Regions from separate parts of the Homo sapiens genome. Here region 2 is linked to region 1. A link is a loop called in an ENCODE intact Hi-C map of the cell type or tissue named here. Cell type or tissue: heart right ventricle. All regions are shown on one strand. Links, peaks and the distances in the headings refer to the core of each region. The heading gives the core; the rest is flanking DNA.

Evidence for each region. Hi-C counts contacts between places; a loop is a spot of excess contacts. Peaks named below come from ENCODE experiments on the same cell type or tissue, not always from the same donor. Only the 100,000 strongest peaks of a DNase experiment are listed, where the experiment ranks them.
Region 2: a loop joins it to region 1, with 2.9 times the contacts of the local background. A loop is called at or near these places in 5 of 110 quality-filtered maps.

Annotation. Positions count from the first base shown.
Region 1 is chr3:16,288,724-16,304,759 of GRCh38, reverse strand. It overlaps OXNAD1 (oxidoreductase NAD binding domain containing 1), which reads right to left. Exons shown (of 9, transcript NM_138381.5): 6 at 9,763-9,904; 7 at 2,892-3,134; 8 at 2,012-2,120; 9 at 1-1,352. The coding sequence ends at 1,198. It overlaps LOC107986065 (a long non-coding RNA gene), which reads left to right and starts at 3,129. Exons shown (of 2, transcript XR_001740608.2): 1 at 3,129-3,583; 2 at 4,596-8,102. RefSeq lists enhancers at 2,085-2,664, 2,665-3,246 and a silencer at 3,652-3,771. In heart right ventricle, for the core only: no CTCF peak of the experiment used is centred there; no DNase peak of the experiment used is centred there.
Region 2 is chr3:16,461,974-16,478,009 of GRCh38, reverse strand. The region is part of intron 2 of RFTN1 (raftlin, lipid raft linker 1); the gene reads left to right. It overlaps LOC124906219 (a long non-coding RNA gene), which reads right to left and starts at 5,219. Exons shown (of 3, transcript XR_007095839.1): 1 at 5,141-5,219; 2 at 922-1,025. RefSeq lists enhancers at 10,087-10,216, 10,457-10,586. In heart right ventricle, for the core only: no CTCF peak of the experiment used is centred there; DNase peaks (open chromatin) are centred at 5,279 and 9,053; H3K27ac peaks cover 5,459 bases.

The DNA.
Region 1 (16,036 bases), core at 4,098-12,097:
GGAGCTCCTAGGTCTCCAGCACTTATCTGTCCTTCTTCCCAGGCTCCCTTCACCCTCCTGTGATCTCTATGCAGGCAACCTTGGGCCCAGGACTACTTGTCATAAAAGGAATGGCCTGGCCTCAGTCAGGACTTCTTTTGGATTTTTAAAAATCTAAACAAAGAACTACAATCTGCTTTCTAGCAGTTTCATCAGAGCAGCTTTGGGATGAGGCTCCACCATTCTTTCTATCCACTCTAGGGGACTGCCTCCCAATCTCAGACTTAGCAAGGAGTTAAAACATTAGTTGCTTTCTTTCAGTCATTCAACAACTATATGTTAAGGAGCTGCTGGTGCCAAGAACAATTCTGGCAAATGAGTGAAATAAAAAGTAGAAAAGCAGGATTTAGAAACAGCTCTCTACCCCCTAATCAATGCTAAGCACATTTCCATAGCAAGCCAGCCCAGGCACTGAAGGCAGATTCAACATGGAACACATCACCAATGCCTTTGTCCCAAGCAAGAAGCTGCCTCCTACAGCGTTAAGGCAGACAGCCAAGACACAGAAAGGGTTTCATTTGAGAAGAAACTAACAATTAGTCAGGATACACACTTAGGATATTCATTAACAAGAAAGCAAATATGCTGGATATTTAACTCCCTAAAGCAGTTTTCCTAACAATTTTCCATGTCCAAACTTAACTTTGATGGACCAAATAAGACTGTAGGCCATGGTACAGTAAACAAAGGCATTAAATAAAAAGAATTTTCAAAGTAAAATTATTAAGATTGTATTTAAATTATACTTTCATTAAACATAAGATATATAGATGGCTGTCAAATAATTTAAAGCTAGCCCACATTTTATACTCAAAAATCACATTTTCCTATGATTAGACATAAGTATATATCTTTTTTTTGCCTAAAGACAAAAGAAAAATCTATACTGACCAATCATGGTACATCATGAGACAATTAAATCGTTGTTAATAACAGAAAATCAGTATAGTAAAAAATAGTTTGATCACTGAGGTCTTTGCAAAAAGTTTATCATTTAAGTCTGCCAGCTGGCTTTTATTATCCAGCTGGTCACTAAGTTTATAGCCTTAAAAAATAAGACAACTCAAGTAGAGATAAAAAAAATTAATCATGCCACAAAGGACAGGAGCTCTCCTGAGTAGATCTCACCTCTTTATTTTTTCTGCCTTTGTCTGCCTCCTACCACCACTTCTCAAAGCAAATGTGTTCTTTGGGTACATGGTTGTTTTCCAGTTGCTTGGAGAAAAAGTCTGTCATTGGAGGTGGGCCACAAATATAGAACAAAGTCTCTTTTGAAATATGATCTCTTATCTCCTTCTCCGTTATTCTTCCTTCTACCAAAAACCAGAATAAACACCAAATTAAGCCAGACATGGTTGTATCAGCAAATGAGGAAGGACTAACCACAATTCAGATACAGTGTTTATTTCCAAGTTCAGTGAGTCTAGTCTTCTTAAGCCATTCACAGTATGGCTCCTATTGGCATCTGGGCCCAGACCCAAGCAGAGTGCATCTCCAGGCTTCCTAAACCTAAGCAAGCAAAGTGGGAAGCTCATCGTAATGCACTCTGCAGAAAGGGCCAGCTAGCTTACTGGTCTTTGATGGAGATACAAATTGCCTTCAGCAAAGGAAGTAACTGTTTTATAAAAATCCTTTCAGAGGAAATTATGAGTTGTTTAAATGACCATTAATGGCAAATGGAATCAATTCAGCCAAATCTGGAATATAAATTATTTGTATGGACACTACAGTGATGATGCAAAGGCCTCTTAAAAAGTGTGAAAAGTACACTTTTAACACAGGCAATAGGAAACCTGTATATAATGAGTAAACCCAACTAAATATCCATTTTTCCATGAGGAATCATCCCAATTCCCCAGATAGTGACATTCCCAGCCAGCAGCTTCCAACAATAAAGCATCTACGCTCAACCAACTGGTGTGTCCATCAAATAACTGCATGGAGATAGTCAAAATATCTTTAGGGGACTCACCCGTGATGTATGGCTTGAGTTCCGCATTGATTTGTGTAGTCTGTTTTGTAACATGCAAACTGCATGCAATCTTCTCAGGAAATTCATTTACTAAATCAAGGATATTTTTCTGGAATGTCAAACATATTTGGTCACACTACAATTTTAAAAAATCAAAACAGATGTGCACAACCATTGACGCTGAACCTCAACTCCCATTCTGCACACGTCTGCCGCTCTCGCTCTCTACTTAGAGAGATATTGTTTGCAGCCTAGCAGGCCAGAGCATTCAGACTACAGAGGGCTATTTGGCTTTAATTGAAATCTGAATATGCTAACAAGCATATTACCAACTCTCCGGGAGTTTTTTCTTTTTCCTTTTTCTCAAGCATTGGCAATTAAGCAGCAGTTTCACTGACCACAGTTGTGTCTTTTAACTGTTTCTGTTCTTTTGTTCATTCCTGCAGCTGCAAAGCAATCCCCAGTGAAAGCTTTCTTCATCAAATGCACTTAGTTTAAACAGATGCAACTGACAGGGGTTTCATTTACCCAGCTGGGTCCAAACTGTCTAAGTCTTACCTACTCCTGTGATACACTAGTCCACTGTAGGTCTCTTGACTGGAATCTCGGGACCCTTGTGACTTTTCTGTTCATTTAACCTCCAGATTCCATCCCACCAAAACCTACCCTTTCCTGTCACCTAACTGCTAGCCTCTTCAACACTAGCAGTTTTACTTGTCTTGGGTAAGGTGTGTTGGTTAGTTCTCATTTAAGCATGATTAAATCTTGCCAAGCCTTTTGTTTGAACCTTTGCAGAGAAAACAAAACCTAGAGAAAAAACTTTCATGAACAATTAATACCACTACACAAGTTTGCTTACAGCAAGCTATACCTCCCTTACCTTAAACAGGAGTTCGCTGGTATTTTTTGCACTGTAGAATAGTTTTATTGTTCCTATCTCATATCCATTTCTTTTGTTTGCCTGCTCTCTGAGGAGATCTGCTGCGTGCCGCAGGATGGAAAGCAGAGGGTTAATTCCGACTCCTCCTGCAATCAACACGAGGTTTCTAGAGGCATCCGCAGGCTGAGGGTCAAAGAAGAACTCTCCACCCACTCTCACAGCCACTTCACAGTCAAGTGTACACTAAGGCAGGAAAGAAAAGACCTTTTAGTCTTTTGTAGCAAAGGTCTTAAACCAAATGTTCTACTTTAATAAAACTGGGTCTATCTCCTGTATTATCAGTATTTAAGACTATTTTTATAGCTTGCTCCCAATTTTCCCGATGCCCTGTGAATTGATTCCACTTGCTCATTTTATAGGCCACAGGCTAATCCACCTTCGTAATCCATAATGAACAGCCATTCCAATACTGAGAAAAGGAGATGTGCTTCAGTGATTTCACCATTTGTTAACTTCTTAGGCGATGAACTGGATTGAGGAAAGAGGCAATGGACTCAAAGGCAGGGTACAGCTCTGAAGTATGGGTCTCCTTTATCTGAGTTGTGTTCCTGTGTTCTAACCAAAGCTGAGAGAAACAGGATGTGGCAAATGTCACTAGACTGCCTGCCCTGGGTTCATCAAGGCTGAAAAGTGTAAGTACTGGTGCTCCTTCTTGATCCTCAGTAAGGCACAGCCAGACCAGCTCTACAGGCTTAGACCAGCCCTGTAGTACTGTTCAGTGCTGTTCCTGTCTCCCTAGAGAAACAAGAACAGGCAGCCAGAGGCTTCATACTAGGGAGTATCACATAGACCTATCTAGATAAAGCACCTATTTGGTGAGGTCACTTATGCCCGTAATACCATCAGAGTTGAATGTACTGTTTTTCTCAGTGGGGGTGCTACTGCTTCTGATGAAGGTGTTTGGGAAACTTGTGATGACATTTTTTATTGTCACAATGATTTGGGGAATCCAACTGGCATTTAAAGGGCAGGGCCAGAGATGCTAGAGATCCTACAAAATTCGTGGTTTCCCAGAGCTGGCTCCTACTAAGCTGGTGGTCAAATCTACAGGAATTTTGTGAGAAAGTTCCTACTGGTAGTTTGAAATCAGCCATTGTAGGAGTACTTACAGCACAGAAATCAGCAAATGATACAACTCAGATAAATTCAGACAGCTGGTTTGCCAGCACACCATTATCTACAATGCACAAGACTGTCCTGCACAATGACTTGTGAATGGCCCAAAAGACGTTCTTGTAGGTGAAAACTGGTTTATAATGATCTGAGACTAGACTCTAGCTCATTTTACAAATAAACTCAGTAGCCACAGTGTAGATTACACTTTGTTGTGTTCAGAACTTAACCAAGCATGTTCACTGTTCTGGAAAACCACATTCCACTTAGTGACATGTGTCACCCACACAACACATCTTTATCATCTGCATTTGTAGACAGTGTATTCACGGTGATTCTATGTTTAGGAATAGCCATCTGATTACTTCATTCTATCTTCCAGTTAGATCTGCCTAACCATTTATATTTTAAAATACATACTCTTTGATTATGGATCACTTTCTTTTATTTCTCCTTTGTATTAGTTAGAGAATTATGTTATTTAAAAAAAAACCTATGGGTACATTACATTAACTATGACTTTCATTTCAGGACAGTTCTAGAAAGGAGCATTGGATCTGACCGAGTTGGTAATCCCTTGTTTGGAAAAAAACCACTGATCTAGGAGTCAAAAGACTGAATTTTAATCATAGCCCCTATGAAATCCAGCAAGTCCCTTAAATTCTGAGCCTCATCTGCCACCCCTGGAAAATGGGTACCAGCACCTGCACTGCCCACCTCACAGGGTTGGTGTGAACATGAACTGACTCACAGTGGGTGGAACTCCCGAGTATCTGGCTCTACATAAGAAGGAATTTTGGTCATTGCAGCTGTCACAAAAGAAAAAGTGCTGGCAATACCAGCTTCCTTCTTCCCTGTCACTAAAAAACAGATTCTAGGAATAAAGAAACTTGTATTAAGAGCATAGGTTTCTCCCATTACACGTTCCTGGCATAAATCAACTAAATGAATGCCCTCCTAAGAAGTAATAACACATCGCGTGCTTTTTGAGAACCAAACCCTTAGCATTCACACCTTGGCACCTTGCATGTCAGGTGAGCAGTAGGTACTTCTGGACATGAATTTAATTTGGTCTCTGCAAGTTAAAGTTGAGTTAAATTTAGAGAAGATCTAAGAAAAATGAAAATTATTTGAATTCACAAAAACATGTCTTTTTTGGTAAAGAACTGTTAAATGAATGGATACTCTTTCAGGGGAAAAAATGTCTGAACCTCACTATTTTAAATATGTGGGAGATTTTTACATGAATGGTGATAAGTGGGTTTTCATTTTTGACAAAAGAAATTAGCAGCAAGGGAGCATTCAGTTAGGAATAACTAAAATCTAGGAACTGCTACAGTGGCTACCAAAGTGCTTTAAAATATTCTTTCCTTTCAAGTCTCAAAAATAGAATTTAAGATACAAGAGGCTCTGCCTAACGATGACAATGAATTTCATCTCCTATATCCTCCTTCCCTCCCTCTCTTGCTTGCCTGTGCAGTTCTCTCTTTATCTATAAGAATCAGAGTGAAAGAGACTGAAATAATTTTCTCCAGTGGCCATCTTTGGCATGCTTAGTAATGACAACAAAGAAAGCCTCTAGGTTATTGTTTTTAGAAACCAGAGTATTTTCAACTCTAAAGTTGGCAAGAAAATGTGCCCCAGGGAAAGATAATATTCAAGAAGCCTGTCTTATCCTTGACGACAAAATAATCTTCGGTAGGTCTGTATTCTGATTTGGTAGCATCCGGGAAGAATTAAAAGCCATCTTTGTCTTTTTGTTGATCAATAAAAACTGCGAGGGTAACACGAACACAAGACTCAAAGTACTGTACACTGTAATATGTAAGTGAATAAAAGGACATTACCTTCAATTACACAGCAATGTATCTAATTTTGGTATAGATTTTCTACTTGTGAAATAAACAACCTTTCCACAGCAACTGGAGCTGAGCACACAATAGCTGTCTAGAACCCTTTACCCTGCCAAGAGCTTGAGCCAAAGCAGATAAAATAAAGGAAGACGTTTATGGCACTTTATTCCATGTCTCAACGGTGCAGCCTGCTGCCACCCAGACACTCACGTGCCTCCATTGTCCACTCGAATGGCTTAATAAGACAAATCCTCAGGAGGAAAATAGCCACCTGAAAATGATTCCAAGAAAAATCTGACTTCATAAAGGCTGTTTGCAACTCCCACTGGGCAGAGTAGAGCAGGCACTACAATTAGGATGTGCATTCAGGCAATAACACTTTGAGATTTTCTACAGCCTGTAAGAATAAGTTTCTTCACTGAAATGCCAATGAGGCATGAAACCAAGCAGGAAGCTGTGGACCAGGACCAGGCCAGGTCGCGTGAGAAGCTAAGGATAACAGGGAGGATGGGGAGATGTTCATGGCACTAGGAACTGGGATGGCTATGCTTATTTCAACTCTGAGCAAGGGGCATGCAGATACCTCGTTGCTCTCACCCCAGCAGCATATTTTAGCACCTCTAGGAGCAACCTAGAGCCAGTAATGAGGGGAAAATCCAGAGACTCCAAAAAGCAATGAGGCAGCTGAGGCCACACTGACGGAGAGACTCAGAAGGTTGCAGGGTAAAAATGTGACAGGATACATTTACAATGGAAATGCCTACACAGGCATCTGGGGGTTATCCTGGACAGACACAACTTGACGTGTAAACCACAAGAATATATTATGTTGCTCCTGCACATTTTTAAAAACTTATTTTAAAAATTTCCTTAATAGAAATCTTTTTCTTTTGGTATACGGTTCTATGAATTTTAACACACATATAGATCTGGGTAACAATCATCAAAATCAAAACATATATTAGTTCCATCACCCCCTGAAAATATTCCCCTGTGCTATCGATCCTACCTTTACAGTAATCTCAACCCCAGTCAACCACTGGTTTCCCATCATTATATCTTTGTCTTCCAGAATGTGACAAAAATGGGATTTTACAGTATGTAACCTTTTGGGACTGCCTCCTTGCACTCAACAGAATGCCTCTGAGATTCACCCACATTGCTGCATGCATCAATAATTCATCTCTTTAATAGTCCCTTGTATGACTATATCACAAGTTATCCATTCACCTGCTGAGGGACATTTGGGTTGTTTCTAGAAGTTTTTAATAATTATGAATAGAACTGCTATAAATATTCATGTTATGCTTTTATATAAACATAGCCTTCATTTCTCTAAGACACTCAGAAGTGGTATTGCTGGGTCATATGTTAGGTGTATGTTTAACTTTATAGAAAACTGCTAAAATGCTTTCCAGATCGGCTGTACTATTTTGCATTCCCACTAGCAATATAAGCAATATATGAGAGTTCCAGTTGCTCCACATCCTTGCCAACGCTTGGTATTGTCAATATTTTTAATTTTAGACATTAGACTAGATCGTAGTGGCATCCCACCACATATGGTTTTAATTTACATTTCCCTCAGGGTTAACGATGTTTCAATACCTTTCATTGCTTATTTGCCATCATCATATCCTTTTTTACTGAAGTGTCTGTTCAATCCTTTGTCCATTTAAAAAAATCATGTTGCTTGTTTCTTTTTGTTGACTTTTGAGATTTCTTTATATATTCTAGATTCAAGCCCTTTGTTAGATATCTGATTTGTAAATATTTTCTCCTAGTCTGTAGCTTGTTTTTAAATTGTGTTAAATGCCTTTTGTAGAAAAAGTTTTACTTTTGACCATGTCCTATCATCAACCTTTTTTTTGATGGATCTTGCTTTTGGTATTGTGTTTAAGAATTTTACCTACCCTCAAGTTCCAAATATCCCATTTTCTTCTAGAACTTTTATAGTACCATGTTTTACATTTAGATCTACAATCCGTTTTGAGTTAATTCTGAATATAAAGTATGAGGTTTAGGTTTAGGTTGAAGGTTTTTGGTTTTTCGTTTTTTTGTTTTTTGCATCTAGATGCAAAATTGTTCCAGAACTTTTGTTGAAAAGTTTATCCTTTTGCCTTTCAATTTTTCCATTGAATCTACCACCTTTGTCAAAAATAAAGTGACCATATATGTCAGTCTATTTCTGAACTCTTCATTCTGTAACATTATTTGATGTGTTTCTCTCCTTTCACCAATACCATACTGTTTTGAATGCTGTAGCTTTATCTTAAATTTGATTAAGGTGATTCTTCTCACTTTATTCTTCTTTTTCAAAATTGTTTTAGCTATCCTAGGTCCTTTTTTGTTCCATATAAATTTTAAAATCACTTTGTCCATATCTATAAAAAATCCTGTTGAGATTTTGATTATTGTTATGTTAAATCTGTAAATCAATTTAAGGAGAACTGACTTCTTTACTATGTTGAGTTTTCCAATCTATGAACACAGTACATCTCTCTATTTACTCATGTCTTCTTTGATTTCTTTCATGGGATTGAAATGAACTGTGCTTTTTTTTGGACTATTTGCAAGAGGGTCCTACATTGGGGGATGGGCCAGAGAGTATCCTAAGCTAGCTGGTTTTCACAACATAAAAGCTCTCTTCAGCTACTACAGGACATATTAGTTCCTACAAACATGATTTGCCTGTGTGATTCTTTGCGTGCCTTCTCTCCTAACTGAACCTTGCTGCGTTCAGGTGGGCCTTCTACAGCCACAAAACGCAACTGTGTTTCCATACCCTCTTTGCAGGCAAGAGCTGTAAGTCCCACCCCACTCCCTCATGTATTTTTGTTGGTGCTCTATGAAATTTGCTACTCGGCCTCTCTCCTCTACTTATTTCCATGTGGCTCCTACAGAAACCCAAAAATTCTCTGCAACCTTTAAAAATATACTACAGTGTGTTTCCAAGTTTTGCTGAAAATAGAGGTTTTGTTTTCTTTTTCCTTCATTGATTTTCAATGATTTCCAGGAAACAGGAAAATGCTGTTTTTGAAGCCATATTTATACTGGTATGTGTTTTTGGTAAAGAAGGTAAGAAAATGCCTGGTTGGGATGGAGGTTGTTGGTAAATATAGAAGACACTCTTGCAATGAAGAGGAAGTGAAAGGAAAAGGAAAAGAATAGAAAAAGCAATAAGTGAAAAGGATAGAAGGGTCAAAAACTAAGACAACGAGTAACTGATCTGTTCTGAGCTCATTCTTTGTTATCAGAGTTCTAGTAGGTAATGACAGGCAGCTTCTGTAGGATTGTGTTGAGCCCTGTGGTGAAATAAGAGTTATTAACAGCAATCAAATTGGATTCTCTCTCAGAATCCCGAGTGAAGAGCTTTCCAGACACTGAAATAGAGAGGCAATGGCACCGTGGATTTAGCTGTGCTCACCTCTGGGAAGAAGCAGTACTATGTAATCAGATAGTTTCCCCTCCAAAAATGACAGAATAATAATTTAATTCCCTTTATTTAGGATGGTTAGGACAAAATAATCTGATTTATAGATTTACCATTTACATGACACAGAGAGCCAACTTTTTAGAACTTGTCTAAAATATAAAATATTTTAATTCTAAAGCAGTATTCAACTGAATACCGTTTGGTGACCCAGAAAATACTTCCAGATCCCAAAGTCTCTGACTCATACTTAATGCATCAAAGTTTCTTTGACCTTTCTTAGAAGCTCTTTCTGGGCATGTACCCTTTTACTCAAGCCCAGGTTTCTTAGGTGAATCAAATGAGCTTAACACAAATTTTGTGGGTGGCAGAGATACCCAGATCATCGCGTTTAAACAGGCAGTGTGCTTACCGTATTGTGAACCCAGAGGGCAGGAGGGTGGTTCGTATATTTCACTGCCAATTCTATCACTCTCTCTTGTTCTAGCAGTCTGGGACTGGAGCATATTGAAAACCCACCAACCACAGAGACTCCTGGAATAAAGAAATCAACCCTAAAAAGAAAGCCAAATAAATGATTATTGTTGAAGCAATTTTAAAAATTGGTAAATTAAACAGAATTGACAAACCTTTGCAAGACTATGAAAAAAAATTACTAAAATCAAGAATAAAAGAGGAGATATCATCACAAAGCTTATAGAAATAAAAAGAATTATAAAGGAATTCCATGAACAACTATATGCCAAAAAATTAGCTAACTTACATGAAATGCACACATTCCTAAAATGACATAAACTACCAAATCTGACTCAAGAAGAAAGAAAATCTGAGCAGACCCATAACAAGTTAAAGGATTGAGTTAATAATTTTAAAACTTCCCACAAAGAAAAGCTCAGGCCCAGGCCAGTCGCAGTGGCTCACGCCTGTAATCCCAGCACTTTGGGAGGCCAAAGCAGGTGGATCCCCTGAGGTCAGGAGTTTGAGACCAACCTGACCAACAGGGTGAAACCCCGTCTCTACTAAAAAAAAAATACAAAATATTAGCCAGGCGTAGGGACGCATGCCTGTAATCCCAGCTACTTGGGAAGCTGAGGCAGAAGAATCACCTGAACCTGGGAGGTGGATGTTGCAGTGAGCCAAGATTGCGCCACTGCACTCCAGCCTGGGCAACAAGAGCGAAACTTCATGTCAAGAAAAAAAAAAAAAAGAAAGGCTCAGGTCCAGATGGCATCCTGTTAAGTTCTATCAGACATTTAAAAATTAATACAAATCCTTCAAAATCTATTCCAAAAACAGAAGAGAACACTTCTCGACTCATTTTATGAGGCCAGTATTACCCTCATACCAAAGCCAGACAAAGACATTGAAAGAAAACTATAGACCAGTATCCCTTCTGAATTTAGGTACAAAAATTCCAGGAATACAAGGTTGGTTTAACATCTGAAAATAAATAAATGTAATACACCACTCAGTAGAATAAATGACAAAACCCACATGATCATCTCAATAGTCAAGAAAAGACATTTGACAAAATCCAACACTTTTTCATAACAAAAATACTCAACAAATTAGGAATAATTGGGAACTTTCTCAACCTGATAAAGGGCACCTACAAAAGACCCATAGCTAACATCCTACTTAATGGTGAAATGCTGAAAGTTTCCCCCCTAAGAGAAACAAGATTAGGATGTCTACTTTCACCACTCCAACTCAACATTGTACTAGAGGTTCTAGCCAAAGTGAGTAAACAAGAAAATGAAATAAAACGTGATCAGAACAACTAACATCCTACTTAATGGTGAAAGGCTGAAAGTTTCCCCCCTAAGAGAAACAAGATAAGGATGTCTACTTTTACCACTCCAACTCAACACTGTCCTAGAGGTTCTAGCCAAAGTAAGTAAACAAGAAAATGAAATAAAAGGCATTCAGATTGCAGAGGTGGAAGCTGCAGATGGTATGCTGTCATATATAGAAAATACTAATGTATTCACTAAAAAGATATTAGAACTAATAAATTCAAATAAGTTTGCAGGATACAAGATCAACAGACAAAAATCAACTGTATCTCTATACACTAGCAACGAACAATCCAAATGTGAAATTTAGAAAACCAATTACACTTATAATAGCATAAAAAAGAATAAAATAATTGGGAATAAATTTAACAAAATAAGTGTAAGACTTACACAGTAAAAACTACAAAACACCATTGGAAAAAAATTAAAGATCTAAGTAAATGGAAGCATATTCCATGTTCATGGCATGGCAGACTTAAATATTGCTAAGATGGCAATACTCCTCAAATTGATCCACAGATTCAATGCAATACTTACTAAAACCCCAGGTGTTTTCATTGTAGAAATTGACAAGTTGATCATAAAATTCATATGGAAATTTGAGGAACCCATAATCATCAAAACAATCTTGAAAAAGAAGTTTACATTTGTAGGACTCACAGGTCCTGATTTCAAAAGTTACTACAAAGCTACAGTAATGAAAATGCTGTTGTACTGACATAAGGACAGACATGTAGATCAATGGAAAAGAACGGAATGTCCAGAAATAAAGCCTTAAATTCATGGTGAATTGATTTTAGACAAGGCTGCCAAAGCAATTTAATGGCAAAAGAACAGTCTACTCAACAGTGGCACTGGGAGAACTGAATAACCACATACAAAGAATGAATTTGGACCCCTATTTCACAACATATACAAAAATTAAGTCAAAACAGAGCAGAAACTTAAATGTAAGAGCTAAAATTATAAACTCTTAGAATAAAACACAGGAGTAAGACTTCATGGCAATGGCTTCTTAGATATGACCCCAAACCAAAAGGGTTGGAAAAAAAATAGAGAAACAGATTTCATCAAAATTTAAAACTCTGTGCTACAAATGTTATCATCAAGAAAGTCAGGGCCAGGCACAGTGGCTCATGCCTATACAAATCCCAGCACTTTGGGAGGCCGAGGTGGGTGGATCACCTGAGGTCAGGAGTTCGAGACCAGCTTGGCCAACATGGTAAAACCCCGTATCTACTAAAAATAAAAAAATTAGCTGGGCATGGTGGCAGATGCACCTGTAGTCCCAGCTACTTGGGAGGCTGAGGTAGGAGAATCACTCGAACCCAGGAGCAGAGGTAGCACTGAATCGAGATCGTGCCACTGCGCTCCAGCCTGGGCGACAGAGTGAGACTCCATTTCAAAAAAAAAAAAAAAAAGTTAAGAAGACAATCTACATAATGGGAAAAATATTTTTAAATAATATATCTATTAATATTAAGGTTCTTGTATTCAGATTATATAAAGAACTCTTACAACTCAGTAATAAAGAGACAACCAAATAAAAAACTGACAAAATACTTTAAATTAATATTTCTTCAAAGAAGACATATAAATGGCTAATAAGCACATGAAGAGATGTTCAACATCAATAGTCATTAGGGCAATGTAAGTCAAAATCATAATGAGCTGGCAGTTCACACCCACGTGGATGGCTATAATCAAAGAGACAAACAATAGTGTTAGGGTCTGGAGAAATTGGAACATTTATACATTGCTGGTGGGAATGTAAAATGGCACAGCCACTCTAGAAAACAATTTAATAGTGCCTGAAAATGTTAGTTAGTTAGCATATGACCCAACAATTCCATGCCTAGGTTTAGACCTAAGACAGGTGAAACTGTATGTTCACTCAAAAACTTGTACATGAATGTTCATGGCAGCATTATTCACAATAGCCCCAAAGTGGAAACAATGTAAATGTCCATCAGCTAATGAAGATATAAACAAAATGTGGCATATCCATACAATGGAATGAAGTACTGATACAGGCTACAACATAGATGAACCCTGAAATCATGTTAAGTGAAAGAAGCCAATCACAAAAAGACCACACACTGTATTGTATGATTCTGCTGGTATAAAATGTCTATAAGAGACAAATCCATAGAGACAAAATAGATTAGTGGTCATCTAAGCCGGGCAGGAGGATAGGGAATGAATAAGAATCATTACAGAGTTTCTTTCTGGGATAAAAATGTTCTAAATGTGATTGTGCTGATAGCTGCACAACTCTGTTAATATACTAAAACCTCTGAATTGTACACTTTAAATGTTTGAATTTTATATGAATATATCTCAACATAACAGTCTTTTTAAGTTTTAAAAAGTATGAAAAAAGGGTCAAGAAAAGCAACAAAAACTCTCCCACTAGTATTTGACAGACTTAATAGGCCGATATGGCCTCTGAGTTACACAAGTCTTAACGTTTCCTTCTTTTCTTCTAACCACATCCTGTAGTCTAGAACTCCTGGGTTTCAAGCTTTCAATAATTCTATGCCACAGAAACCCTTTTTTGGTGAGGATTCTAGGAAATGCAATAAACCTAGTCACATACCAAGAAAAATGTATTGGAACACAGAACCACAAAAAATTCTCATCCCCATATCTGGGAAACATAAACATCCAATCTAGGTGTTTCACAGCCATCACAAGAGCAAAAAGTATCATCCTTCCCCAGTTGCTTACCTACATACAGGCCTAAAAGAAAAGCAAAAGATGTTCTCTAATCTGATCTATGACCTTAAAAAAATATTCTCCTGCAGTCTATGGCCTTACATTTCCAGTCATTTATTATAAGTGTTTAAAAACCAGTTCTGGATTGGAAGTGCTCCAGAAAAGGTCTTTGGCCAACTTTAACCTATTTTCACTTGACTCTTTTCCATGAGTACTTTAACTTTCTTTTCATTTCTGACAAGATAAAAATTTAAAAGACTATCGTTAGCATTTGTTAACACAGTTGCTATATGCTATCACAGAGGAGGTATACAAAAATCTCCATTATTTCCATGTTTAAAAAATAAATACATTAATAAGCTACTTTTGCTGCTTCATCTCCTGAACTACAGTGCCCTCTGCTGCTCAATGCTGATGAAGGCCATTCTCTCAGTTGAATGAAAGGGAACCAACCCTCTTCTCTAGTAACTCTGGAAAGCTACCTTTGGAAAAAAAGGACTCCTTCATTAAAAAATACAGAAGAATTTAAGTTACATAAAAACTTCATCTGAATGGATTTAAGAAAATATGCACAATACATATTTCATAAAACATCTGTCCAAGAAAGAATTATACCTTAAACACACACCTTTAAAAATGTCCTTTGCAGGATGAGCACTCTTGGAGCCATGAGTTAAAGCCCTTACTATATACCCAATGAGTGAGTGTATGCAGAAGGAGCCTAGGTGCGCGGTGAAGCAGTGGATGTCCACATCCAACCATGACACACCAGGCAGCCAGGTCCTGTCCACAAAGGGAGCCCCAGTGCCAAGCACACAGCAGCTATACTATGAGATCCCAGAACTCTTTAGTCCTTGCCTACAGTTCTCAGAGCCCCTCACTCATTCACTTAATGCAAACATCTAAGAGAGCACCTGCCTACCATATACAGGCACTGTGGTACTTGCTGGAGGTACAAAGATGCACATATGTCTTAGTTGCTGCCCTCAATGAACCCACTCTAAGAGGAGGAAAATTAACAAATACATACAATTAAATGGGCAATGATAAAATCTGCTTAGCGTAGCGAGGCAAGGCAGAGGAAGGAGGAGTCAATTCTACCAGGAGTACAGGAATTAAGAAAGACTTCACAGAAGAGATGCCCTTTAAACAGTCTTAAAAGACACACAATGCTTACCAGATGAGTAATGGGGGAGGACACAGTTTGAAAAAGATGCCAAGGAATACAGTGCTATGTTATGTGCAGTCCTGTGAGAATCAGGGCTGCCACACATGCTTGTGTAGGTTGCAAGGATATTATCTATCTACAGTGTGGCAGCCCTGCTCAAGGGTAGGTATAAAGTCTTATTTCTCTAATCTTGCTCCTCCAGTGTTTCTTCTTGGTGTCCTCTTTCTCTCAGCAGGGCTCAAAGTTGCTTTCTAGCATCTAAACTTATGTTATCTTGTAGAAAGTCAGACACACTAGGACCAGGAATTCCCTCCACTCTGTGAAAATGCTTTGGCCTTACTTCCCCTCAGGAGGCAAGCTATACCCAGCCAAGTGTGGATTGAGTACTGACTGGGGCATCAGTGGTGACATGGTGGTGATAAGCCCCCACTCCTGCCTGGCCTGCCACTCTTCCAATCAACAGCTTCAGTGCAGGGAAACTGACCAAGGAGATAAGAATTGGAATCTGTCCCCTGGGCCTTATCAGCACATATGATCTAACTGAATGAAATACTTATTAGCAATAACAAAAGCTAAAATCAAACAAATGAAGTTAACAGTAGGCATTATGCTAAACACTTTAAATATCCCAAAACGTAGGAATACTACTGCTCCCTCTTTGAAGATATGAGAACTGAAGCCCAGACAAATAAGGAAACTGACCACATCACAGAGCTGGCTGGTAGAAAGCAAGCATGTGAGCTGAGCAGTCTCCAGGGCACTAGGCGACAATACACTGCTACCCACAGTAGCATAACCAATGCCAGAGGCAGGCAGTGAGCACCACAGCCAAATGTGAATCTAGAAACTCAGGGCAGCTGCACACTGTGTGAGGACCAGTGGTGGCATGCTCCAGACCCAAGAGTGAGTGCCAAGCTTTCCACCCCAAGGGAGGAGGAATTCTGGTCAAGGGCAGGCCTCACCAAGGAGCTAGCAAGTGGTAGGCCTACTAGTAAGATGAACCA
Region 2 (16,036 bases), core at 4,849-12,848, 170 kb before region 1:
TGATCACTGTGTTGATTTTTCCATTTTTGTCATTTCTTTGATACTGTGGAGACACATGCTTAGCATGTTTTTCTAATTTCATGCCATGGGCCTGTTGAGCAGAGCTCATCACTTCTCAGATTAAATTATATGTTTAAGAAATGCCTTCTGCGTCAACCAGTTATTCATCAGCCTGGTTGTAAGTGGCTAAGCCTGGCTTTCAGCTGTGAAAGTCAAGATTTGTGACATTTAAACATATTGATGAGATGCAAATGTCCTGTGGTTAGCCTTCCACAAGGCCCTAGCACTCATGTAAATAAATGAGAAGGAATTGGAAGTGTGGGCAGCAGAGCCCTCCCTTGAATAGGAAAATTGTTTTTTCCTGGGTGCCAGCATCTGGTCGCTGCCGTCAGTGGTAATGAGGTTTGGCTCTTCCCATATGTCCCTGATTCATTGCAGGTTGTTTATTTGTAGATACAACTTGGTTGTTTTTCTCCTTTTTCTTTTCTTTTTTTAAACTAGGTTTCCCTAATTCAGCACCACCACAGCCTCTCTAAAAATAAGCATCAAATTATTTGTCTAGGGAAACATTTTTTTAAATGATACTAGCTCTCCTCAACTTGTGAAAGTTTCTTGTGTCTTCTTGCTGTTTTCACTTTATCTGCTCTCTAGCAGAAAAATAAAATTGCATTCAATTGACACACTTTCCTGCTGGGAATTCAAGACATATTACAGCCCTATCTGTGTGTTCTCAGTTGTGATGAAACTGTGGAAAATCCCCAGCAACCTTAAATGAGATAGGTGCAGGTGATTAATCCAGTTTCAGGAAAAAAACCAAATAATTTACTCCTTTTTCCCCATTAAAGAAACAACCATGCATTGAGGTAGCTGATGCCATGTGAGCAGGAGTGTGCTTTAATGGAGGCACCATTAATAATTTACCTTAATAGTGTAATAGTTGCCATTTTTGTGACCAAAAATTTGTTTCAGCCCCTGCTTTATGGATGAAAAGTAGGATCAATTAATATTGAGTGATGACAGCCTCCCTGTGGAGAGAAAATGGGAAATCTTGGTGTCGTCATCCGCCTTATGACTAAGAAATAGCTTTTCTTAATTGTACGGAACAGAGAAACCCAGGGGGATGTAATTCATTTCTCTCCAGGCTTGCAATGTAAATTGAAAGTAAAGAAAAATAACCACATGCCAGAGTGAGGACATGAACTCAACCACTAAGCTATATCTGATTTGTAGGATTTGCTGAAAGTAAACAAACAGTTTCCCCCACGATGGTGAGTCTCCTTCGACTGTGGCATTGCTCCAAATACCTCTTATAGCACATGACCCAGGGTGTTTCTCTCTGATGGGGTAATGGAGCCCCTCTGCCTAGAAGCCTTGGGTCCCAGGTCTTCTCCCAGTTCATTCACTCTTCCCTCCCATCCTTATAGTCTCTGCCTAAATGCTAGCTTTTCAGAGAGGCCTTCTTTTACCACCTTGCCCCAAACAGCCTCTTTCCTTGCCCAACTCACTGTCAACCTCTGTTTCTATCTTATTTTCTTTGTGGAACTTACGATCATCTGAAATCATATTATTGTTTATGTGGTATTTACCATGTCCTCCAACCATAATGGTAAGCTCCATGAGGGCATGGTTTGTCCTTGTTCTCTAAGCAGCTAAATCCTTAGGGCCTCAGTGCTGAGGATGCTTGTTGAATGACTGAATGAGTGAATGATTAATATGAAAATGCAATAATTCAGAATAATTTAAAACTCTTGCACATGCACACCAGCTTTCTGTAAAGGTATATTGACTTTAAGGTTCCCCTCTGCCTTCTCCATCTTGAGCCCCTACTGGCAGAACCCAATAGAAATTCAACTGGCAAAGCGAGGATGCAGTTTGCACAGTCCTCGCCCCACCACACAGGTCAGACTTGGATCAGAAAGATGGCAACTAAATGACCAGCACAGTCCAACCCTTCAGATTCTCAGCATTCACATATCCTCCTGCACATTTTCAACTTGGCACAACAGCAGGACAGCTTTGTTTCTGCCTATGATGTGTCTATGCTTCATGCAGTATTCACACTCTTAAGGGAAGACAAAAAGTCCCAGTTGGCATGGTGTCTGTCTCTGGGTGGCATAAATTATTTTCCTGGTTCAGTCTGTAGGATATAGAATATTTATCTGGGATTGGTGGAATGAGAGGAGGAATTAACATTGCTTCAATATGGAAACCGTGACTGCTGGGACTTGGCTTTTGCCCTCAGCCAGCACCTTCTGTGGCAGAGGTTTATTTATTACCCGGTGGAATAACCTAGGGATCTCAATCCTCAGTGATTCTCTCTGTGTGTCTGTTAGTTGCTTTAGTTTTCCATTGATTTTTACTCTTGGACATGGAAGTACCAAGAGGCACTCTAGAGACTCTCCAGGTGCCAGGCATACTCTTCTCTGCCCCTGTTGTATGGCAGCAATGGCACCAGTCCAGTTTCCCTGTGGAAATTGGGATCATTCACCTCACCCAGTAGGGTAATTGCCTTCTTTGCCTTTTGTTTCTGTGGCATTGGTAGTCTAAAATAGCCAAGGGGCAATCTCAACTTCTAGTTCAGTAAAACCATTGCAGTGTCTCCTGGAGGAAGCATTCCTCTCTTGGGAACCAGCAGCTCCAAATCTGCAGATTCAAAAATTGTGGGGCTGGTAAGCAAAACTCTAAACATACTAGGTGTCTTGGTCTGTTTGTATTGCCATAAAAGAATACTTGAAACTGGGCAATTTATAAAGAAAAAAAGTTTATTTGGATTATGATTCCACCAGCTGTACAAGAAGCATGGCGTCAGCATCTGCTTCTGGTGAGGGCTTCCAGGAGCTTCCAAACATTGTGCAAGTGGAAGGGGAGCTGGTGTGTCACATGGTGAGAGAGGAAGCAAGAGACGAGGAGGTGCCATGCTCTTTTAAACAACCAGTTCTCACGTGAACTCACTCATTACCTCGAAGGAGGACAGCAAGCCTTTCGTGAGGGATCCGCCCCTATGACCCAAACACCTCCCACTAGGCCCCACCTCCAACGTGGGAGATCAAATATCAATATGAGATTTGGAGGGGACAAATATCCAAACCATATCACTAGGTTTAAGAGGAGAGGAGCCATTTTTGCTTCTACCCCTTGATGGCTAGTCCTGTGTATTCTGGCTGGGGAAGAAATAGAACTGATGCAGCTTGTATTCTTTGTCCCGAAAGAGTCCAACTTGTCAAGATGTCATCTCCCAACTGGCTCCATGGGGAATGTTGGGCTAACAAATGGTGCTTTTTAAAACAAAGTACAGAATTTTTGCAAATACAGTAGTGGCTAAGGTTCTTTTGACTTTAACACTGCATTGCATGGTGAATCAGTGGTTTAAAAATTGCATTGGAGGGGAGCCTATTTTTTTTTTCTTCACCTCTCCTTGAGTGCTTTAAAGTGGCCATCAGATGCCCATAGATGTCCAGTCTGCTGTTCCCAGCATCACTCATCACCAGAGAATCGGCTGGCTTCCTGGGGGTGTACTGGTATCTTTCTCATGGTCAGCCTTTGTTTATCTTGGGGGAGGAGGGCAAATAGCAGCAGCATTCACTAATTAATCAGCAGCTGTGTAGCAGTCCATCACCCTGCATGTCAGGGAATAGTGCTGGCAGAGTGATTAAAAGCATGGGCTGTAGTGTGGCACAGCTCTGGGCTGAGGCCTGCAGATTTGCTGGGAGACCCATCTCTCTCATTTGCTCTGTGACCTCGGATGAGTTACTTAGGCCCTGTGAGTCTGAGTTTCTTATCTGTAAAATGCAGTATATTTCCTGGCGTTGTTAGAATTGAATAAAGTCATCAGAAAAGGCATTGGTTAGACCCCTAGATAATTCTCAGTAAATGATAGCTATTTTTATACCAAATGCAAAGAAGAGTCAAATGTAAGTGCAAGATTTCCTCCCCAAGACAGGAATGATGTAAAGAATTCCTTTGAACCTTCATTCCTTCATCTGCAAAATGAGGGCGTTTGTCCTAATCAATCCCTCTCCAAGGGCTGTTGTTCACCATATTGGGTGGGCAACTGCACGATAGAACAGTGTGGAATGTGGCACAGCCCAGGTCACCAGGACCACAGGCATTGGTCAGAGAAGTCAGTGTTCACAAGGGCGAGGGCAGCCCGGAGAGGTAGGTTTCGTGCTTCTAGGACAGGGAAGGATAGGGAGAAGTGGGAGGACTTTGAGGGACTCTCCGTCTCTGAGGGAGTAGCCAGCAGGGTGGAAGAAAGTAAAAATGCCTTGTACTAATAGAATGCTTTCAAGAATACCGAGTATTTGGCCAGGTGCAGTGGCTCACAACTGTAATCTTAGCACTTTGGGAGGCCAAGGCGGGTGGATTGCCTGAGCTCAGGAGTTCCAGACCAGCCTGGGCAACACGGTGAAACTCCGTTTCTACTAAAAAAAAATACAAAAAAATTAGCCAGGCAGGGCGGTGCATGCCTGTAGTCCCAGCTCCTTGGGAGGCTGAGGCAGGAGAATTGCTTGAACCCAGGAGGCAGAGATTGCAGTGAGCCGAGATCACACCACTGCACTCCAGCCTTGGCGACAGAGCCAGACTCTATCTCAGGAAAAAAAAAAAAAGAAAAAAGAAAGAAAACAGAGTATTTTTGTGGACCTTATTTAATCATCTGACAGGAAGGTACTTCAAGTCTTACTGGATTTTTCAATAGGTGTGATAAGATGATCAATATGTGGACATTTGGCACCCCACAGCACACCCAGTCACCTGGTATCATGGAGTCTGGCCCAGTATTGGGGTGGAGGTGGTATACTGTGGTCAACAGTGTTGACCTAATTGTGCTGAAGGAATAGACAGGCAATTGCAGACTGAAAGTACTGTTTGTGTATGTGTGTACGTGTGTGTACACCATGGTTGTCCAAAGTCACTTCCTCAGAAAATCTAAATGGGAAATGAGTGTTATCGATGAGTTCATTTATAGCCAACAGATTTCCTAGTATCATTTAGAAGGGAGATGAACTTTTGGGGTCGCCCTACCTGTCTGACTCTGTGCAGATGAGGAAACTGAGGCCATTGTTGGAGAAAGAAATCTCCCAGGGCCAGTCAACCTGGTAGTGCCAGCCCCTGGAAGAATCCAGAGTTCTTGGTGACTCACCATGGCTCCACACTGGCCCCTTGCCTCAGCTTTCGGTCGTGTAACATTGTGTTAATTGCTTCAGCTTCAGGCGTCACTCCTGTGTAATGAAGAGACCAGAATGTCAGCCTGTGAAGATCATCATGTGTTGGGACAAAGCCCTCCTCCATTTCGAACAGGAAGTCACGTTCTCCTGGAGTGGGAAACATAACTGAGAATCGTTTCTGCCTTGCCAAGATTCCGCATATTAATCAGGCCGGTTGTTCCTTGTAATTCTAGAATGTTCTGGCTGAGTTCTCATCAATGCCTCCTGGTCCAGTCCTCCCACCATACACCTGTCAGAAGTTCCTGCACCCCTTTGGGCTCCTCCAGGTTTTCTGTCCTCTTCCTGGCTTGGTTGTTTGGGGTCTTATTCTGAAAACTTTTTAAGGTTCTAATTTCTTCTCACAAAACGAGAACTGGGCTAGAGGCTCTTGGCTTAGGTTTGGATCTGCCTATTTGGATGATCTCTGTTTCTTCTTTGCAGTTAGTGTTTAATACTTGTAGTTTATTTCTCAAGCCCTTCACTCGGTCACAGGGAGCAAGAGGGCTATGCAGAGAAGAACACTTTGCCTTTCTCAGTGGCTTTCCATCCCAACACCTGTTTGTTTGTTTTTTTTTTTAAAGACAAAGTCCCAAGTTTCACAAACAGGTATAACAATCCTCACATTATTCAGGCAAAGAAATGTGACTTTTCCTCTTTAACTCCTCAAGCCTTTTTTTTTTTTAACAGCTTAACTTCTTTAATGCTGTGTCAGCTGTTAGGGAAATGGGAAGGAAGAGAAAAGAAAAATGGTGAATGCAAAGAACCATATTCAGGAGGTGCTTGGTCTCTGCTTACAAAGGCTGCAGCGAGACCCCCCCATATGAAGATGCTATCGAGGATTATGTGTGAGTGAATTCTGAGGCTTGGTGTGGGCGCTGGTGAAAGTGATTGGAAATAGAAAAACACTCATGTAAAATTTTCAGGGTCACCTTTTAAAAAGGAGAGTGTCCTTCTAAACCACATCTTAAGACTTTTCAAATTCAAAGGAATAAAAAATAGTTTAAAAATAAAATATTCTGATTTCTAAAATTCATAATTTTTTGATCAAACTTGTGCCATGACAGAGCTATAATTTGTGTTTTTATGTGTGTGTTTTAGAATGCTTAAGGAACTTGGGATAACCAATTTATAGTGCATGTGTGTCTATTTAAAAACTTGTGTGAAGAAGAGTTTTAAAAATGGAAAAATAGATCCAGGTTCTACTCCCTGTTCTGTAATTGGCCAGCTGGACAATGCTGGGCAAGTTTCCTTCTCTCCCTGACCTCCTTTACAGTGGCTGCTATTTATTAAGCACTCGACTGTGCACCAAGTTGCTATGCAGGCCTGTATGTGAATTATGGCAACAATCCTGAGAGGCAGGGACCATTAATATTGATATTTTCCAATAGGAAACTGATGTCCAGAGAGGCTAAGTAACTCACCTTGGAAGAAAGCTTCTCTGTCATGAGGCTAAGATTTGAGCCCAGGTTGTCTAACTTCAGAACCAATGATGGTAACCACTATGCATACTGTCTCCTCCCACTGCATAAAGTAGACTGTGACATGTGGCCCATTTTGCGTTTTAAAATGATTTGTGGCGTAATAGGCATTATAGGCCTTGATTTATAGTCACACATTTTTGTCTTTGTGATTTATTTAACAATAGGGTTTTGATCAATCCTTGAGTGTAACTTATTCCTAGAAGAAAGATGCATATTAAAATGGTTTGCTTTATTCTGTGGTTTTTGGGAACAGATATAAAAAGTGGAGACCACTTCTATTTTTATTTTTTAGAGGTAGTGTATGTGAAACTTTCCAAAGCACTTTTTGCTTGCATATTTTACCTTTAACAACTCTGTGAGGTAGGTTGGACAGATATTGAATTTAGTTATAATAGTTATCTGGAAATTCTTGTTTGTTAATTCTAGCACCCTGTGTAACTTGGGATTGGTCTTCATTGATTGCCATTTTTCTTTAAAATGGGTAACATTTTTTATGACATTTTTGTGGTAATTTTGAATTGTATCCTGGACATTGTGACTGTGATGGTGTGGAGACTCTGGATTCTGTTATATTCTTCTGATGACTGTTGATTTTGTTTGTTTGCTTTAGCAAACAAGCAGTTGGACTCCAGCTGCCAACTCTGTCTCTTGGGTGGCAGCTGAAATTTGTTCTTTTAGCCTTAGCTGGGTTGCTTAGGGAGTACCTCGTGCATGCATGGTTCAGGAGTCTGCCAGAGATCTGGGCAGAGTTTATACACAGAATCTGGGGCTCTTTTCTCTGGCTCTCTCCTTTCTGGGGTTTTCTCTTCATATTCTACCAGCTGAAGTAGCCCTGTGTTCTGTCTTCTGTTTCTTCAAGCCAGTAAACTGTGGGTTTCTGTCCGAGTTTTAGCTGCTCCTGTGGTACCAACCAGGGCCTGCCCTTGGGCTAAAAGCCATCAGAGACAAAACCTCGCCCAGTGCAGTACTTTTCTTGCAAGTGTTGATGCCCTCCAGTATCTGCCTGCCTTGGCTTCCTCTCCAGTGCCCTCAGAAAGTTGCTTTGTTTTGTTTTGTTTTGTTTTTATGTCTGTATGTGTGTGTGTGTGTGTGTGCGTGTGTGCAGAGTTTATAGTTGTTATCTGCAGGAGACTTGATCTATAGGAGCATCCTCAGTCATACCAGAAGTGGAGCAGGAAGGACAAATATCCCCATTTTAAAGATAGACAAATGAAGGCCCAGAGAAATCCCATCTCTGGTGTCAGAACACAAGTTTCTGGGTCTGTAGCCTGGACCCCCCTCTCTTTCTGACAGATCTAGGTTCAATTTTCACTTCTGCTCCTTGCTAACCCCATGACCTTGAGCAAGTCACTTAACCCTTTCTGAGCACACAGCTCCTCTGGGTTATTGTCAGGGTGAAATGAGATAACATATCTGGAGCGGCTGGGGCAGAATAAACCTTCAGGAAATGTCCCTGTGTCAACAGAAAGGGTCCTTGGGGATGTACTTGCTGTGATTGTTTGTCCTATCTTCCCCTGGGGTTGACTTTGGCTTTGTGTCCAGTCAGTGCTGTTGTGCAAGGAGGGAAAAAGAAGTAGCTTCATGTTCAAGGTGAGCAAGCATCCTCTGGGCCCAAGGCCGTCCTCTGTGGAAGTCCTGGAGGGGCCTCAGGCCAGCATGTCTGCCCCCAAGCTCCTGGTCCTCTCTCTTCCCCCCTTCCCTCTGTGGAGCACGCCCTACCATGCTCCCCAGTGCGGCATCCTGGAGTCCCACTTTGCGTCTCCAGTTCCTTCCCGCCTGCACCAGGCATCTGTGGAAGGTCGTGCACCTGCCTTTGCACTGTCTCTTGGTGTCAGCTTGTCTTCTCCATTCCTCTAACCAGTGGCCCAGATTTGTCCAGCCTGGATAAGCATAACAGCCTCATAACTGGCTGCTGATGGCAACTCTTGCTATTGTAAAGTGCTTAATAATAATGATGATGATGATAATGATACTATTGGGAAGTATGTAATAACAACAACCGACTCACATAGCACCTAATATATACCAGTCACGCTTCGAAGTCCTTCACATATATTAATTCTTTTAATCCCCACAACACTCAGTGAAGTATATACTATGATTATGCACATTTTACAGATGAGAAAACTGCTAGGGAGTTGCGCAGCTAGGATTTGAACCTTAGTGCCTAGCTCCGGAAGCTATGCCCTTGACTTCTTCAATAGACAGCTAGATATTTTTCACATGTAACCTGTGGGATAAGGACACTGTTATTCTTGTACTTATTTGGACGTGGGATAGGCGGGAACTCAAGGATTGTTAGTGGCCTGTGGCCAAAGGAAACTCCACCTTAGTGGCCAGTGTCAGATGCGATTCAGGCAGGCTGAGTGATGGGGGGAATGGATTGGCCTTTTGGCAGTGAAGAAATGGCTGCATGCCTGCCCTAATGGGCCAGCCACAGGAAGGGGAAGCATACGTACCCTTTTCTGGCTGTGTCTAATTATGTGGCATTTTTTTTGTCTCAGTTATAAAGATTTAATTGCTCCATTGTACTGGGGCACCAGGGCCTCTTATAAGTCATCTTTTATGATTGGTGATAATTGGCTCAGCTTGAATTGGCTACAGCTAGTTGCAATTTCCTTACCATTTTTAATCTGAGATCTGATTTTAGCCTTATCTTTTTTCTGAGTAAAGTTTTTTTTTTTTTTTTTTTTACTCAAACGCTGGGTTGTACGTGAGGAAATGCGTCAGCCTCTCCCCGCTACTCCATCACTCTATTTGGGCTGATTTATGCATTAAGCATCTAATCTAAAGATAGCAAAGATATGAAAAGGCATCTTAAAGTGTTTTAATGGCTTGGAAGAGAAAATCCCACCAAAGGGAGAAACGTGCCCTTCACTCTGTCAGTGTTGTTAGGATCTGATGCCTGATCCCAGGGTGGGGACATTTTTGACAGTCATGGGGTATAGGCAGACAGCATCTAAGGGAGCCCTACTTATCTACCGGAAACTCGAGACAGAATGCAGGTACTTCAAAAACGAACGACAGTGAGGGTTTGGGAACTCCTACAGATAAGTTTCCAAATGAAAAAGATAAGAAGCCTGTCAGCTGAAAGGGAATGAGGAATGAGCCACATAAATTAAGCCGACGGAATTTCTAGAGAGTGAAGTGTGCTGAGGCATCACCAGCCGTGGGATATAAATATAGCTCACCCTGTTATCATTCTGGGGTCTGCAGTCTCCATATTGATGTTTCTATGTTTTGAGTAAGCACTTCCTGAATGTTCCAGTCTTTGAGTCTGGCAGACTTGATTTATGAAGAAAAGATGATGATAATGAATGGGAAAGGCTTGCTGAGGAATTAATTTGGGGGTAGTAGTAAGAGCGAGCCTGCTTCTCTCACCCTCTTTCCCCAAAGTGTACTCTTAGGTGGGTGCTGCCAAAATGCACGAGTGGGGTGAGGGATGAAGCTCTTTTAGACTTCCTTCCTCTGGGGTCTGCTCCCTGCTCTGTCTGCCAGAGATATTTGCTGTGAAAGGCTTTCACCCATTTCTGTCTTCTTTCCTTCCTTTCTTTATTCCTTTCTTCAACTGAACTTTGTTTCCATTCACTTGCATGCCCCTGAAGCTTTTGATGTGCATGAACTGCCGTTGGCTTTTTGCATCTCTGGTTTCCCTTCCATGGCGCACGGTCATCACCTCTTTTGGCCACTCCTCTTTGAGGGCTTTTCTCTGCTTCCCCTTAACCCTGGGCATTCCCCGGGCTCAGGCCCTGCCCACTCTCTTACAGAAGGCTCCTTCCGGGGTCAGCATGTGCTTGGCATGTTTGAGGATCACGAATGAGTCAAGTGTCTGGATCCAGTAGAGATGAGGATGAGTGGCGGGCAGCGGAGGCAGCCGGGGCCATGTCCTGTGTGTAGGGCCTGTGTGGAATGTTGTGGATGGCACTGGAGCAGTCTGAGAAGGAGGGGGCTGCATCTGGATGGCTGAGTTTGTGAGCCAAGGGGCCTCTGCATAAGTGAGGTGTTATTGACCTTGGGATCTTTCTTCCTCAAAATTGAAAGACCAAGGCACTGTGGTTTATTCTCCTGCCTTCCCTCATTTCCAATGCCATCATATCCACTTGATTATTCTTTCCAGCATCTCTCTATGCATCCGTCTGTTTCATTCCTCCCACTGGTTCCCAGGCTCAGGCCTTTAGCTCAGGAGTGGACTACGATCATGATTTCCTTCTACCCAAAACCCTCACCCCCCTTTTTGTTTTGTGTATCTCTCACACATCATTAGACTAAACGCTGCTGGTAACACATTTTTCTCCACACTGACAAGATAAGAATTGACCTTAGGCCTGCCAGTCTCTTTCTCCCACATCTGGCCTTTGCATCCATCCCCCTACTAACCATCTCCTCTTCAATCAGAGTGACCTTCCTTTTTATCCTCCCTCCCTTTGTCTGTAGCGTAATTACTGTGTCTTGACTTGTATTAGATACTCACTGTCTAGAAAGATGGACTGCCTTCCATGTTTTCAGCTATGAGAAGCGTATGTGTGTCTGTGTATGTGTGTCTCAGTGTGTGTGTCTCTGTGTACATGAGTGTCTATACCTACCTCAGTATAGTTCTTGCTTTGAGAAGCTGGCAGTCTTGTTTGGCAGACAGGAGGTATGATTTTGAAATTCGCAGGTAACAGGTTGGAAGAAACTTCTGCCTGTAAAGAAGGTTGGTTTCTGAGGATGGTTGGTGTTTTACTTTTTCCTTAAATTAGGAAGGAGCCTGAGTTCAGGCCCAGAAGGAAAGGGGTGTAATGGCTGCTTCTCTGAAACGGCCTTAAGTGTTCATCAAAGAACAGAAGGAATCCTCTGCATCTTTTTCTGAGCTTCATGAACCACCAGTTGAGGAATTTGGAGTATATGATGTTGGAGGTCACTTCATACTTCGTAATTTGGTAATTTTTGCAATATTTTTACTATCATAGGTAAATAACAACAGAGATTTCATAGATATTACATCTTTAAAAGTAAAGTAAAACACTGATTTCTTTTTTTCCCACGTAAATCCCTGAATAGGAATGCAGTCCTCATGTGTACCTGTTCCTTTGCAAGCTGGGATGAGAGGACGATGCAAGTTAAAAGTGTTCTTTGTTGCAAGAGCAGGACGTGCTAGGCAGACAGTGGCTGAAAACGGAATGTGATGAGAGATGCAAGATTGTGGTGCATGGTGTATCCTGCATTCAAGCGCTTGGACCCCAAAATTGAGCACTGGGGAGCCACAGAAGAATTCAGAGCATGAGAGTGATGTGGAGTGATGGGCATTTAAATGGCTCATTCAAAGAAATGTGAGCTAAGTTCTGCTTCTGCCTTTCTGCCTCTGGAGAAATCTAAGCGCTGAGAGAAACAACTATGGAATCTTGTCAGGGAGGCCCGAGAGCTTTTTGTTTCTCAACTTTTAGAGGAGTTTGTGTTTCTTTTTTAAGGGCATGACTCCCTTACTTTTATGAATTAGTCTTTCTCTACCTTACATCTTGCTTTTCCCGCTCAAGTCCTCCCTGGGAAAATGGAGCTCCAGGGTTGGCAAGATGTGGACATCCCCTGCTCAGCCTTCTGCACAAGGTATAGTGAAAAGAAAAAGATTAGCTGTCCCCAGCAGGTCTTTTTGGTGGGTGTGATAATTTTGGTGATCTTATAATTCTGAAATTTTTAGCATCCGTAATTGACATGGGGGCTAAATTGCACCACTCATCAGATTGTACAAACTATTAAAAAGAAGCAAATTACCATGTATTTGTATAAAGCAGAAGAGGGGAAAGCAAGTGGCCTTTCTTTTAAATTATTGTTAAGTTTCGAACTGTATTGGATTTTGGATTTTTAAAAATTATTTTGTTTAATCAGGCATGGGGTGTGTGTGTGTGTGTGTGTGTGTGTGTGTGTGTGTCCCTCTGAGCTGCCAACCTCTGTTGGGGATATTTTTTTCCTGTGCTCAGAGAATTGCCTTGATGAAAGCGTTCAGCAATCAAATGGATAAAAATTGAACACATTCTTCAGGATACTTCTCATTTTTCTTCCTTATATGTTCATTTTCTGAACAACAACAACAAAAACCTCTATGAAATACTAAGGCTTTTTTTTTTTTTACCTTGAAGTGGCATCCTTGAATAGTTGCCTTCCATTATTTGTTTTAGCAGATTTCCAAGGTGACTGCCAAAATTCCCCAAATATTCCAAAAATAGAAAGACCCTTAATTGTGTTCGCTGAGACACCTCCCTTTTCCTTACTGGGACTGTCTGCTTCAGACTCATTCCCCTCTGTCTCTCTCCTTGTTGTGTTAATCTTAAAAAATGATTGTAATAAATCATTGTGATGGGAAGCAAATTAGAAGAGTGGGGAGATGGCTGGAATAAGAATCAGGGAACCGCACATGCAATCTTCTCTCCAAAGTTAACTTGCGAGTCACTGAATGTGTCTGAGCTTCAGTTTCCTTCAAATGAAGCAGGGGCTGGCAAACTTTCTGTAAAGGGAAAGATGGTAAATATTTTGGGCTTTGTGGGTGATGTGGTCTCTGTTACAACTACTTAAATCTGCAACAGCTTTTGTAGTGCCAAAGCAGCCATAGACAATATGCACATTTTATTGGAATATGCACATGGCTGTATTCCAATAAAACTTTATTTACAAAACCAGGCAGTGGGCTGGACTTGGCCTGTGGGCCATAGTTTGCCCAACACTGGCAAACTGTGCTCTAAAATATCAGAGTAAAAAATACTGCCTTCTTCTTATTATTAGTTTATATGGGGGGGAACTAATTATGACAATGAAAACACTTTGAAAAATATAAAGGAGAAATTTCTGTTTCTGGCTAGGATTGGGTAGTTTGAGGCAAACTAATGATCCCAAGAAGAACAACAAAAACTATATAAAATACAGAAAGCAACATTCTGTTTAAATCTGGGAAGTGTTGAAACAATGAGGAGTAGGGGGCTAAAATATCAAGAAGAAGAGAACTGTGGAGAGGTGAGCTGACGATCTGTAGCTACTTTATTTTTGGGAGATTTCTAATTCTGAGTGCTGACAAAATAATGGGGACCTGGGCTTTGCTTGGACGGAATGTTGCTGCTCTGGGAAAAATAAACCTGCAGAGCGTTTGTGTTCTCTTGGGACTGGAGTGGAGAGACAAAATTGGAGCTTGAGGAGCCAGAAATGCACAGTTGGCTTTCCCTTCAAGACAGTTGCTAAATTCTGGACTGCATGGGACGAGAGGTTCGAAAGATAAGCAGAATCCCTCCGGAAAGCAGAAGGGGTGTTGAGTAATCTTCTGGTGCTGAGACAATAAGGATTTACAGTTCAGTACCTGCTTTTGGAGGTTGGGAGGGGTGGGGGCATGGTGAACACACCAGGCTCTCAGTGAAGTCCAGGAGGGCTAAGTCCTAGCAAAGGGTGTAAGCCAGGAGCAACCTGAGTCTTGTAATAGTTCCTGATTGGTTTAGGTCATCAGCCCGCACCCCCATCCCCAACTCTATTTTCCTGACAGAAGAAAGGAGAGCCATCTCTTGAGGAAGATAACTTCATCAGAAATCTTTTCAACTTTCTAATACATGATGTCTGGTATTCAATCAAAAATTATTAGGTGTGTCAATGTGACCATTCCCCAAAAATGAGAGAAAAACAAATGATAGAAACAGATTCACAGATGATCCAGAGTGAATAGAATTATATTTAGCAAAAAAGGAATTTAAAAATAACTAATTAATATGTTCAAGAAAATAAATTTTTAATGGATAAAATAGATGAAAATATGAAAAATTTAAACAAAGAATTGGAATCTATAAAGAATAAAATGGGATTTCTATTACTTGAAAAAGATATCTGCAATTAAGAACTCAATGGATAGGGTTTTAACAGAGAGATCATATGTAGCAGAAGACAAGAATAGTGATCTGGAAGAAAGGTTAATAGAAACGATTTAAGCTGAAATGCAAAGAGGGAAAAATGGAACATATAGAAAAAAGCATAAGAGACAAGTGGGGCACAGTGAAAAGTCTAAGATATGTATAACTGGAGTCTCAGAAGGAGCAGAGAGGGAGGGAATGAGACAGAAGCAGTGTTTGAGGGAGGGAATGAGACAGAAGCAGTGTTTGAGGCTAAGAATTTCCCCAGATTTGTAAGAGAGATCAACCCATAGATTCAAGAAGTTGTACAAACTCCAAGCATAATAAATAAAAAGAAAAAGCATAGAGTACTGACTGGATAAACATGTTATTTAGAAACAAACAACACACTGGCATTGTAGATTTCTGTCTCTAGTGGGTGAGAACCATTACAGGATCAGGCTCTAGCCTCATGCTTCCTGTGTTTCCTTCCCCGAACCCTTGTGTATCCTTCAACCAAACCTCTTTGCTCATTGTCTCTTGCATTCTTCCGCTTCTTTACTTTTGTTAAGCTCAATTCATAACACCAGCCCTTGGTGTTTCCGTTTTTTAGGCACCTTTATCTTTGGCTTTATCATTGTCACTGTTAACATCTGCAAGTTGTAGTTTAAAGGTCAAACGAGACCTGCACCCATTGAGGTAGTGTATTAGTTTCCTGGGGCTGCTGTCTATGACAAATTACCACACATGTGGTGGTTTAAAGCAATAGATACGTAGTCTCTTGGAGCTCTGGAGGCCAGAAGTCTGAAATCAATGTGTCAACAGAGTCGTACCCCTTCTTGAAGGAAAATCTATTCCTTGCTTCTTCCAGCATCTGGCAGCTGTCTGCATTCATTGGCTCGTAGCTGCAGCTCTCTGCTCTGTCTTCATATTGCCTTCTTCTCCATGTACCTATGTCCTCTCCTGTGTGTCTGCCTCAAAACTCTCTGTGCCTGTCTGTTATAAGGACCCATGTGACTGCATTTAGGGACCACTTGTATAAAACAGGATAAACACCTCTTTCCAAGGTCCTTAACTTAATCACATCCTTTGTTATATAAGGTTACTATTCACAGGTTCTAGGGATTAGGACATGGACACATCCTTTGGGGGAACCTATTAAAGGTGGTGCTGCTATAAGAATAATAATAGTACGGGCTTAACAATAGTAGTTATGTGCCAAGAAGCATGCTAAGTGCATTATGTGGATTGTCTCATTTAATCCTTGTTCTGACTCTATAAATCAGGTTCCCTTATTACCACCATTGTACAGAAGAGGACTCAGGCTTGGCAAGGTTTAGGAACTTGCCAAGGCCATTCAGCTAGTAAGTGGCAGAGCCAGGATTTGAACCCACGCATTTGGGCTTCAGACCTCCTTGCCTTACGTGCTATGAGTGAGCAGGCTGAATTTCTGGTTGGACTGCTTCCAGGAGCTGGCTTTTAGACTGTGGGCCCTGGATGGTACTTCCTAGCTCTA